2 separate regions of the Homo sapiens genome follow, and region 2 is linked to region 1. A link is an interaction called in ENCODE POLR2A ChIA-PET data of the cell type or tissue named here. Cell type or tissue: MCF 10A. All regions are shown on one strand.

The links. ChIA-PET counts read pairs that join two places held together with the same protein. Peaks named below come from ENCODE experiments on the same cell type or tissue, not always from the same donor. Only the 100,000 strongest peaks of a DNase experiment are listed, where the experiment ranks them.
Region 2: POLR2A ChIA-PET joins it to region 1 with 5 read pairs; 13 of 35 experiments call an interaction of 5 or more read pairs at or near these places.

What each region holds. Positions count from the first base shown.
Region 1 is chr5:154,059,054-154,064,053 of GRCh38, forward strand. No RefSeq gene overlaps it. Among named protein-coding and RNA genes, the nearest start is that of MFAP3, 23 kb to the left of the region's middle. In MCF 10A, no CTCF peak of the experiment used is centred here; no DNase peak of the experiment used is centred here.
Region 2 is chr5:154,393,675-154,398,674 of GRCh38, forward strand. The region is part of intron 7 of GALNT10 (polypeptide N-acetylgalactosaminyltransferase 10); the gene reads left to right. The region is part of intron 2 of SAP30L-AS1 (SAP30L and GALNT10 antisense RNA 1); the gene reads right to left. Among named protein-coding and RNA genes, the nearest start is that of MIR1294, 49 kb to the left of the region's middle. RefSeq lists an enhancer at 2,033-2,753. In MCF 10A, a CTCF peak has its summit at 854 (motif pointing right); DNase peaks (open chromatin) are centred at 877, 1,967 and 2,257.

The DNA of each region.
Region 1 (5,000 bases):
AAGAGCTGGGATATTTATCCACCAACTACCATCTGTCATTAGTTAAAGGCTGCTCCCAGGGTCACTAACCCCCACTTTCAGACTGCATTCTACAGGCTCAGCATGATTCTGTAGCTAGCAAAAGGCCTCGGGTAGAGAAAAGGAGTTTTCAACAGGAAGCCTGTGGTAAATAGAATGGTGACTGTCAACGAATAATGGGCAGAGCACTGACAGCACCTGCTACATAGGACGACTGTTTTACCTCCAGTATCGTGTCTGCATTCCAGACAGGGAGAAGGGTAGAAGGTCAAAGGACAAAGGACACAGCAGCTGAGTTTGTACCTTTTTATCGAGAAAGTGATAGCTTTCCCGAAGCCTCAACCAACTTCTGCTATGCAGCGGCCAGAACTAGGAGACATGGCTACCTGCTGTAACTAAGAAAGCTTGCGGAGAGGAGCGTGTTTATTTTTAACTGGACACATTGTCCCAAAGTTTGGGCTTCTGTAATTAAGAAAGGAGGAAAAATGGAGGTTGTGGGTAACAAGCAGTGTGTGACAAGGTCAGCTTCACATGAATGACAGGAGCAAAACGTGGTTCTGTGGTGGATAAAATTGCAAACCATGTTCCTTGAAGATGATCACATACATGAACAAAACAAGAATCAGAAGCAGTAAGTGCTAGGCTAAATCTTCAAGTCATCATTTCTGTTGTCTCCAGTACACGTAGCTCAAACCGCAGACAGGTTATCAGATTCTGCTGGGGCATAGTTGGCTTTTCTTAACCTATTTATTCATGAACAGGTATTTGCTGACACCTGCTATGTGCCAAGTGTTCTTCCATGAGCCAGGGACTCCACAGTGACAGAGTGACTGGCAGTGTATATCTATTCACTGGGGTCAGAAAACCCCCTTCGAAAAGGGCATTGTGCTGAGACCCAAATTATGAGGACCCAGACATTCAAAAGTTAGGAGGGGTACTCCAGGCAGAGGAAAGAGCAATGGCAAGGTCGGCCTTTTGGAGGAACAGAAGAAGTAGGCCAGTGTGTCTAGTGAAGGGAGACAGTCACAGAAGCAGGCAGGGGGGCAAAAATATGGTAAGAAGATTTCAAAGCTCCTTTTGGCTGGCCCCAGAAATACATTTCTTAGAAGAAATGCTAGAAGTACCTAATTTGGAACAGAAGATTTACATATTTGGTGGGGAAAGTTTGATCATTCAAAGAGTACTCTTAGTTTTTATTCCTAAAGTCATCTGCAGCTAAAAAAAAAAAAAAAGAAAAAAGAAAAAAAAAATTTGCGCTGATTCCCTTTTTCTTCTTCTTCTTTTTTTTTTTTTTTTTTTCTTTTTCTTTTTTTGAGATGGAGTCTCACTCTGTCGCCCAGACTGGAGTGCAATGGTGCGATCTCAGCTCTCTGCAACCTCCACCTCCCCAGTTCAAGCAATTCTCCTGCCTGTAGCTGGGACTACAGGTGCATACCATCACACCCAGCTAATTTTTGTATTTTTAGCAGAGACAGGGTTTCAACGTGTCGGCCAGGCTGGTCTTGAACTCCAGACCTCCAGTGATCCGCCCACCTCTGCCTCCCAAAGTGCTGGGATTATAGGTATGAGCTACTGCACCTGGCCCTAATTTTCTTTAAGGAATTAAACTCCTTCAGAGTCCCTTAAATTCCAATCATTCTCTTGAGTTTTCATGTTTTTGCTGGAACCTATTGATTAGGAAATATATATATGTAAATACACATATGTCACTCCATCTGCCTAGAGGATCCAAGGCTGCTGCCAGCATGCTTATTCTTCCTGACAGTTGGGAACACTCTGCTTTGCCTCCAACTCAGCTATGCCATAGGGAGGACTCGAGTGTCCTAAGTGATGATAAATCAGCCTTTAAGGGGCCTCATTCAGATAGAAGAGCCACCCTCTGGGAAGTAGTTTGTCCGTAAGCAGAAGGGAGTTCATCAGAAGACACTCCCGCTCATGTAGCAGTTTTTCATTGTGGATTTCAGTCTTCTTTCAGAAGCTGTAAGCACACAATTGGACCATTCCTGAGGCCACTGTTCTAAAGCCCCTTCGTCCTTTGAACACCTAAGCTCACATGTATTCATTTAATTTTTAGCAGTTGTTTGTTGCACCCAAACTGGGAACACTAACTGCAAGCACAACTAAACATGGTCTCTGCTCTTTGGGGACTTACATCCTATGGGAAAGCAGATCCAATTCACATAGTGACATGGAGTGTATAGTTTAAAACTGAGCAGTGTGCTAAAGGAAACGATTCTATAGGCGCCTAGAACAAAAGAGCCTCATCTAGGTCAAAGAAGAATTCCCTGAAGAGGTGATACTTAACGCAACAGGGATTATTTGAGGGCTTATGTTCCTAGCCATGAGCCCGATCTATGGATTTAAGTCAGATCCTGCCTAGAATGAATTTACAGACCAGTTGAGAAAATAAGATGTTCCTGTCATAAACCATCTGAAAGAGTCAGTGTATCAAGTGCTAAATGGATTAGTGCTGGAAAATAAATGCAAGAGGACTTAAAGATGAAAAGAGTATGTGAGCAGAGAATGGGCAATGCTTTGTGGACTAGGTGAGATTTGAGCTAGACATGGAAGGATGAATTAGTCATGGATGCAGAAGGAAAGGTGTTAATCTGATCATGGAAATCAGAAATCTTCAATGTTGCCCTGTTCTCTAAGCAGGAAAAATATAATTCTTTGGCCCTCCAAGATCTGTTCTCATCCTATCTTACCAAATTTATCTTTTGAAGATCCTCCCCAGTCCCTTGCAAATACCTTAACGTATTCTACATTTTCCATTAGAATTGTCTTCTCCTTAACAATTTTTTAGCAACTTGACAAGATGGCATCATATATTAGTCATCTATTTTTGTAGATTCTGTATCTTAGGGCACCTTTCATATAGAAAAGACAATGTTTGCTGCATTTAATGGAACGGAAGGAGTGAACTTGTTCTGTGGTCTATGACTATGTCCATCAGTTGATGTGAGAATTAAGAATGAAGGCTTGGGAGGTATGGCCACCACTTCTCCATAGCATTCTTCCTTGGTGGCATTACCTAATTCCAAAGTTTTAAATGCCATCCTCACACTGATGACTCCCAAAGGTATATTGCAGCTCCAAATGTAGCCTTTCAGACTTGTAGATCTAATCCCTTCCTACTTGACATCTCCACTTGGCCAGACATCTCTCATGGCATCTCAAAATTAATATATCAAATATAGAATTCCTTATTCCTTTCCCTTATAATAAAAAATACACCAGTTTCACCCCTGCCGTCTTCTCTCAGTAAATGACACCATCATCTCATATGCTCAAGCAAAAGCATCATCTTTGACTCTATTTGCTTTACTCTCCACATCTGTTATGTCGACAAGTCCTACTGTCTCACTTCAAAAAACATATGCAATCCATCCACTGCTCCCTACCTCCACTGATACCATCCTAGCCCAAGACCCTGCCATCTCTCACATGTACTATTTGATGGTCCTTACTGAGCTTCCTGCTTCCACTTTTGTCCCCAGGTCATCCATTCCCTACACTGCCACTGGAATGAATTGTGAAAGTAATAAATTATGTCATGTCACCCTCTGCCTATACGCCACAGTATTTATCCTCACTGAAAAAAAATTCAGAAGAAAATCCATCCTCCTTGCCATGGCCTACAGGATGCTAATATGAACTGGTTCTCTCCTATGGGTCCAAACTCATTGCCCACCACTCTCCACCTCACCCATTATATCCCAGCCACCCTGGCCTCCTTGCTGTTCCTCTAACACACACACCAAGTCTGCTCCCACCTTAAAACCTTTTTCAGGGCTGGGCACAGTGGCTTACGCCTGAAATCCCAGCACTTTGGGAGGCCAAGGCGGGAGGATCACGAGGTCAAGAGATCTAGACCATCCTGGCCAACATGAAACGGTTGTGAAACATGACAGGGTGAAACCCCGTCTCTACTAAAAATACAAAAATTAGCTGGGCGTGGTGGCACGCACCTGTAGTCCCAGCTACTCAGGAGGCTGAGGCAGGAGAATTGCCTGAACCCGGGAGGCGGAGGTTGCAGTGAGCTGAGATGGCGCCACTGCACTCCAGCCTGGAGACAGCAAGACTCCATCTCAAAAAAAAACAAAAAAACAAAAAAAAAAACCACCTTTTTCATGCTGCCCCTCTGCCTAGAATGATCTACCCCAGATGTTCCCTTGACTGGTTTATGAGCATTCAGAATTCAGATTTCAGCTTAGTTATCACCATTAGACGCCTCCCTGACCATACTAAAGTAGGTGTTCCTAGGTTGGGGTTAGGATGAGGGTTTAATACCCTCTTTTTCATTTTTCTTTTATTTTCATCATAGTATTTGTCACTATTTGATATTAATTTTTTTATTTATTTTCTTGTTTATTCTCTATTTCTCCCATCTAAAACATGAGCTCCATTAAAATAGAGACATTACCTATCTTATATTCCCTGCAGCTAAAACAGAGCCTGGCACCAAGGTGGCAATCACTAAATATTTGTTGCATCATCAGATGTAGTGGATGGGTCAATACTGATAAATTATGTGAAATTAAGGAAATCACTTAGCATCTAGGCCTCAATGTACCTCTTTACTTGATGAAGATGAAGGTAATATACTACTTGCTTTCTGGAACACAAAGGAAGTAGGTAAGAAAATAAAAGACTGAAGAGTTTACCACTTTTTTTTGAGAAAAATATTGGAATTTATGGGCAAGCCATTTGAAAATGGCAATGACAAGCTAATGGAGAAAGAAGTTCATTTATTTTCTTTCTTTTTTTTTTTTTTTTTAGATGGACTCTTGCTCTGTCACTAGGCTGGAGTACAATGGTGCGATCTCAGCTCATTGCAACCTCCGCCTCCCGGGTTCAAGTGATTCTCCTGCCTCAGCCTCCCAAGTAGCTGGGGTTACGGGCAGGCACCACCACGCCCAGCTAATGTTTTGTTTTTGTTTTTGTTTTTTGGGGTTTTTTTTGTATTTTAGTAGAGACAG
Region 2 (5,000 bases), 330 kb after region 1:
AAGTTCTTTTAATTAGCTGGGCATGGTGGTGTGCTGCGTGCCTGTAGTCCCAGCTACTTGGAAGGCTAAGGTAGGAGGAGGATTCCTTTAGCCTGGAGGTCAAGGCTGCAATAAGCCATGTTCATGACACTGCACTCCAGCCTGGGTGATAGAGTGAGAACTTGTCTCAAAGGAAAGAAAAAAAAAATAAGAAAATGTTGGGTTCTCAGCACTTCCAGCCCACCCCCATCCATATACATTCCAGCACATTGTTGGGGCCATTTGCAAGCTCTGAGATGAGATTCTGCACAAGTCAGCAGTGCAGAGACTCCCAGGGAAGGCCTGAGGCCGCCAAGAGCAACTCTGCAGGGTCTGCTCCAAGAGGCAGAGGTGGGCCCCACCGTCCTTGGCAAAATGGAGATTGGTCTGAGGGTTCCATGAGGCAGGCTTGCAGGAGCAAGGGAGTGATAGAAAGCCATGTGAGGGGACGAGAGGGAGGACACCCTCCCCTGCAGAAGTCAGGAAGGTCTTTGAGCTTGTTCTGAGAGGAAAACCCATTCTCTGGGTAGAGGAATGAAGACTCAGAGGAGACTGGGGTTCGCTTTGTGTGATACTGATATGGTTACTGAAAGGCTAGCCCAGTCCCAGGCTACGTGAACAGACTTAAAAAAAAAAAAAAAAAAACTCTGATTTTTTTTTTCCCATAAAACTCAGTGTTATCAAGAAGACTAAGTGAAACAGGACGTGTGAAAAGAAGGCAGGACACACCCAGAAGCTGAGCAAGGGTGATATTGCAACCTGGCCCAGAGCGGTTAGGTGACTGGGCAGGGTCCCTCCACCGGAAGGTGGCAGTGCCAAGGCTAAATCCCAGATGCCCTGGCTCCAAGCCCAGTGCTCATCTCATTCCGCCTGGTGGTAGGAGTAGAGAAAAGGTGTATCCAGTCTAAAGAGAGGCCCGTGTTCCAGGAAGGGCCCAGAGGTCAGGACCAGCCCTGAGAGGGGTTAAGTTGCCACACAGGAGGGAGAAATGATTGCCAAAGGCCAGCCCAAGCACCAGAAGGATATCCAGGGCCACCATCAGGCAACTATATGGCAATACATTTCCCCATCCTTTTCCCTGCCCCTACCAGCACCCTCTGCCTCGGACAGCTGCAGCATGGCTGCCAGGAACCTGGTCCTCATTTCTTCCTTTCCCTGTGTTATCCAAGGATGATGGAAATATGCTCTGATACATGCAGCATTTTCGTCCTGGGGCCACATATGCCCAGCCTTTGCAAGAGCCGTCTGCTAGAAACAGGGAAGGCATTCTGCTCATGACTCTCGGCAAGTCATTTGAAATTCCATGAGTGTCCCTGCCTGTGGAGCCTGCTTCTCCCACCACTCCTCCAAGGAGACGGCTCAAAGGCCCGAGGGTCGCCTGTGTGTATGTTACTCCCTAACCAGCACACACCTACCTCATGGTGCCTTGGCTCTTTCATCCCTAAAAGTGGTAATAAAATAACTTCTTCAAAAGTTTGTTGTAAGAACTAAATGGGATGATATGTATATTTGGCCTAGAGCTAACCAAAGAGGAGGCACTCAATAAGTGGCAGCTGTTCTGATCATAACCCTCAGGTAAGGAGGCAGAACAGCACAGTATTACACAGATGGGCTTCAGCATCAAACTGCCTGGGTTCTAGTGCAAATTCAATGAGCTAGCTGCTGTGTGACTTTGGGAAAGTGACTTAACCTCTCCTCTTTATATTATTTAGGGGATGGAATAATCTTTACTTCATAGTGCAGTCGTGAGCATGATATGAGCCAAAATATATTAAAAGCTTAGCTCAGTGCCTGGAACATAATAAATGTTCGCTAAATGATAGCTGTTAATGTCAGCATGGTTGTGGTTATTGTGATCGGGCTGTGGTTGCAGGAAGACAAGAGTGGAAAGAGGCTGGCAAGACAGGTCAAAAGGCCTTGGCTCTAGGCCCTGTTCTGGAACAAACTCTCTGTGAGATCTTGGACTCATCTGCCCTTTCTCCTGAACTTTTATTTCGCCATCTACAGAGGGGCACCAATCATCCCAAATTCACAGGGCTGTTAGGAAATATAGTGTGAACTGGCAGGCACAGTCACCTGAGACGCTGTCACCATTCCAGTACGCGGTGGCTCCCAAGGTGTGAACCCTGGACGAGCAGCATTAGCATCACCGGGGAACTTATTAGAAATGCAAATTACCAGGCTCCACCCCAGGCTGCTGAGTCAGAGGCTGCCGTGGAGCCCAGCCAGCTGTGTTTCAACATGCCCTGCAGGTGCTTCCGATGAGGCCCAAGGTTGAAAATCGCAGCTGTAATGAATAGGTGGGAGGTTGTGCAGAGAGGATGCTCAGGCGTGGGTGTGGAAGGACAGAGTAAATGGGCAGGTTGGTTGGCAGGTTGGCCAACAAGTTCCAATACCTTCACCCGGCTTTCAAGGCTCTGTATCTTTGGTCCACCCTTGGCAGTTCGTTTCTGTTCCATTTTTTCCAGCATGGTTTTTAGAACAAACCTGACCAATGACCAGATCATGTATGAATGAATGAATGAATGAATGAATGAATTAGGTAATTAATGTTTGTTTGGGGTTTCAACAGTCACAGAAAGAAAAATTCACAAGCCCCCAGGGCAGAAAAGTGAATGCATTGCGGCCAGTTGTCAGCAGCATCCACATAGGGAGTCCAGCGGGTATGGAGAGGGTAGGAGGTGATAGGTGGGAGCAGGTGGCAGAGGGCCTGATTGCAAGCCAAGGGTGACCCCTTTGTTCTGCAGACAATACAAGTGCTGTTAGGGATCTTTGAGGAAGACCATGATAGGGTGGGTCCAGACCTTAGGAAAACACAGTCTCTGTGGAACTCTCAGATCTGCCTAGTTCTGACCCAACCCCAGGTTCCATTTTGGGTTCTGCCATTTATGCACTGGGCAACCCTGGGGAAAGTGTTAATTAAACCTCGGTTTCCTCATGTGTAAAGGGTGTGATCATGCCTCCCTCGCTGGGTTGCTGTGAGATTGCTGTATTTCCAAATCTGAGTCAAAACCTAATGTAAAGTAACCATCTCGCCCTTGTTGGGGAAGTAACTAACTATAAACACTTAAGGATATTGTTGAGATAGTCCTATGTTTAATTTATTAATTTAGATGCACATATGCTTAAAACTGTATCATATAAAAATACTAGGCTGGGCGCGGTGGCTCACACCTGTAATTCCAGCATTTGGGGAGGCCAAGGAGGGTGGATCACTAGAGGTCAGGAGTTCGAGACCAGCCTGACCAACATGGGGAAAACCTGTCTCTACTAAAAATACAAAAATCAGCTGGGCATGGTGGTGGGCACCTGTAATCCCAGCTACTCGGGAGGCTGAGGCAGGAGAATCACTTGAACCTGGGAGCCGGAGGTTGCAGTGAACCGAGATTGTGCCATTGTACTCCATCCTGGGCAACAGAGCAAGACTCCGTCTCAAAAAAAAAAAAAATACAGCTTAAATTTAGAAGTAAATTTAAAACTAAAGTTGTTCTTTTCTACTTTTTTTTTTTTTTTTACCAGCTGCATCCAGTAAACATCCAAAACCAGCATGACTGAGGTTGTCCTTTCATGGTGGTGATACTTCTTGAAACAATATCTTGTTGAAAACAAACTAATACATTCAAAATAATATGAGTTTCTTTTCAGCCGGGAATTGTGTAGCATTCATGCAACGCCCTCCACCAGTAGCGATGGGCCACGTGCCCACAGGACACCATATGGATAGCTCACGGTGTCCTCTGAGCTTCTACATTACCTCATTTTAGCCTCACCACAACCCTAAGGAGGTAGGCACAGTAATTTTTCCCATTTTGCAGAGGAGGAAACTGAGGCTTTCAGACTTATAAAACTTGCTTAACAGCCTGTGTGGGACCTCAATTCTAATTCCAGAACCAAGCTCCTAACTGCTACCCTATGTGCCTCCTAAGCACACAGTGAATGCTGAATGATTGGTGGCAATTATTAGTATAGTCTTTCCCCCAAATGCAACTGATTAGGGTTTGAACTTCATAGGGGTCCTCAGCTGAGATGCCAACGGCAAAAGCCGTGGCCAGCTGCCAGTCTTTTCCTTATCTCTGGGCAGGTCGGGTGCCGTGCCATTCCTGGCTAGCTTCCAGGCAGCCATTTCCTCAACAGAGAGAAGCTCTGCCCCAGCCCCTGCCCTCTCGGGTTCCCCTCCATGGACAATCCCTTCCACTGCGCCCTTCTTTCTGGGTCCCATTGTGTTTTCCCAATGCACATCACCACTCGTTTCTTTCCCCCTCAGTTTAGGAGATAAGAGCGGGTAATTGTCTTTTATAGGCACTGTAATGAAGCCTGTCATCACACAAAAGAAGTTTGCTAATAAAATAAATCAAAGCAGCAATGAAAATGAATGGGGAACAGGCTTTCACAATTAGATTTGTACTTGTCTAGAGGCATGGTGCTTCTATGAGAAGACTGCCACAGGGGCAGTGAAAGGGTCCTGGAAACAAGCTAGCAGGATATGTTTGGGAACTCCTGTGCTGGGAACTCCTGCGGTGGAGCAGCAAGGGACCCAGAGCAGACAGCTGCATCCCCCTACAGGGGTGGGAGTTGAAGGGACAGGGCAGGGAGAAAGCTGACAGCAACACAAGGAGAGGAACTGCAAAATGTCATCTCAGTGGCCTGTATTTGTCTGCATCTCGAACAAGATGGGTTCCTGGTCAAAGATGATCCAGCTGCTGCCATCCCTGGAGCTCCCCTTCTCTTTGTCCCCAGCTGGACTCTGCTCCTGCCTCTTGGGTGAGAGGACAGTGCTCTTGGGTGGCCAGGCCCCAAATGGTATACAGGGACCCTGCCCCACCCCACCTGCCCCAACAGAGTATGTCTGGGCTGGGGATGGAGATAGCAGGAAGTAGTGGGGGACAAAGGACCTTTTAGGAGCCAGGTGGAAGAGCAGCCCTTCTACAGCCCCTGAACTAATCAAGACATGAAGCCCAATCCCCACAACCACATGGAGCAGT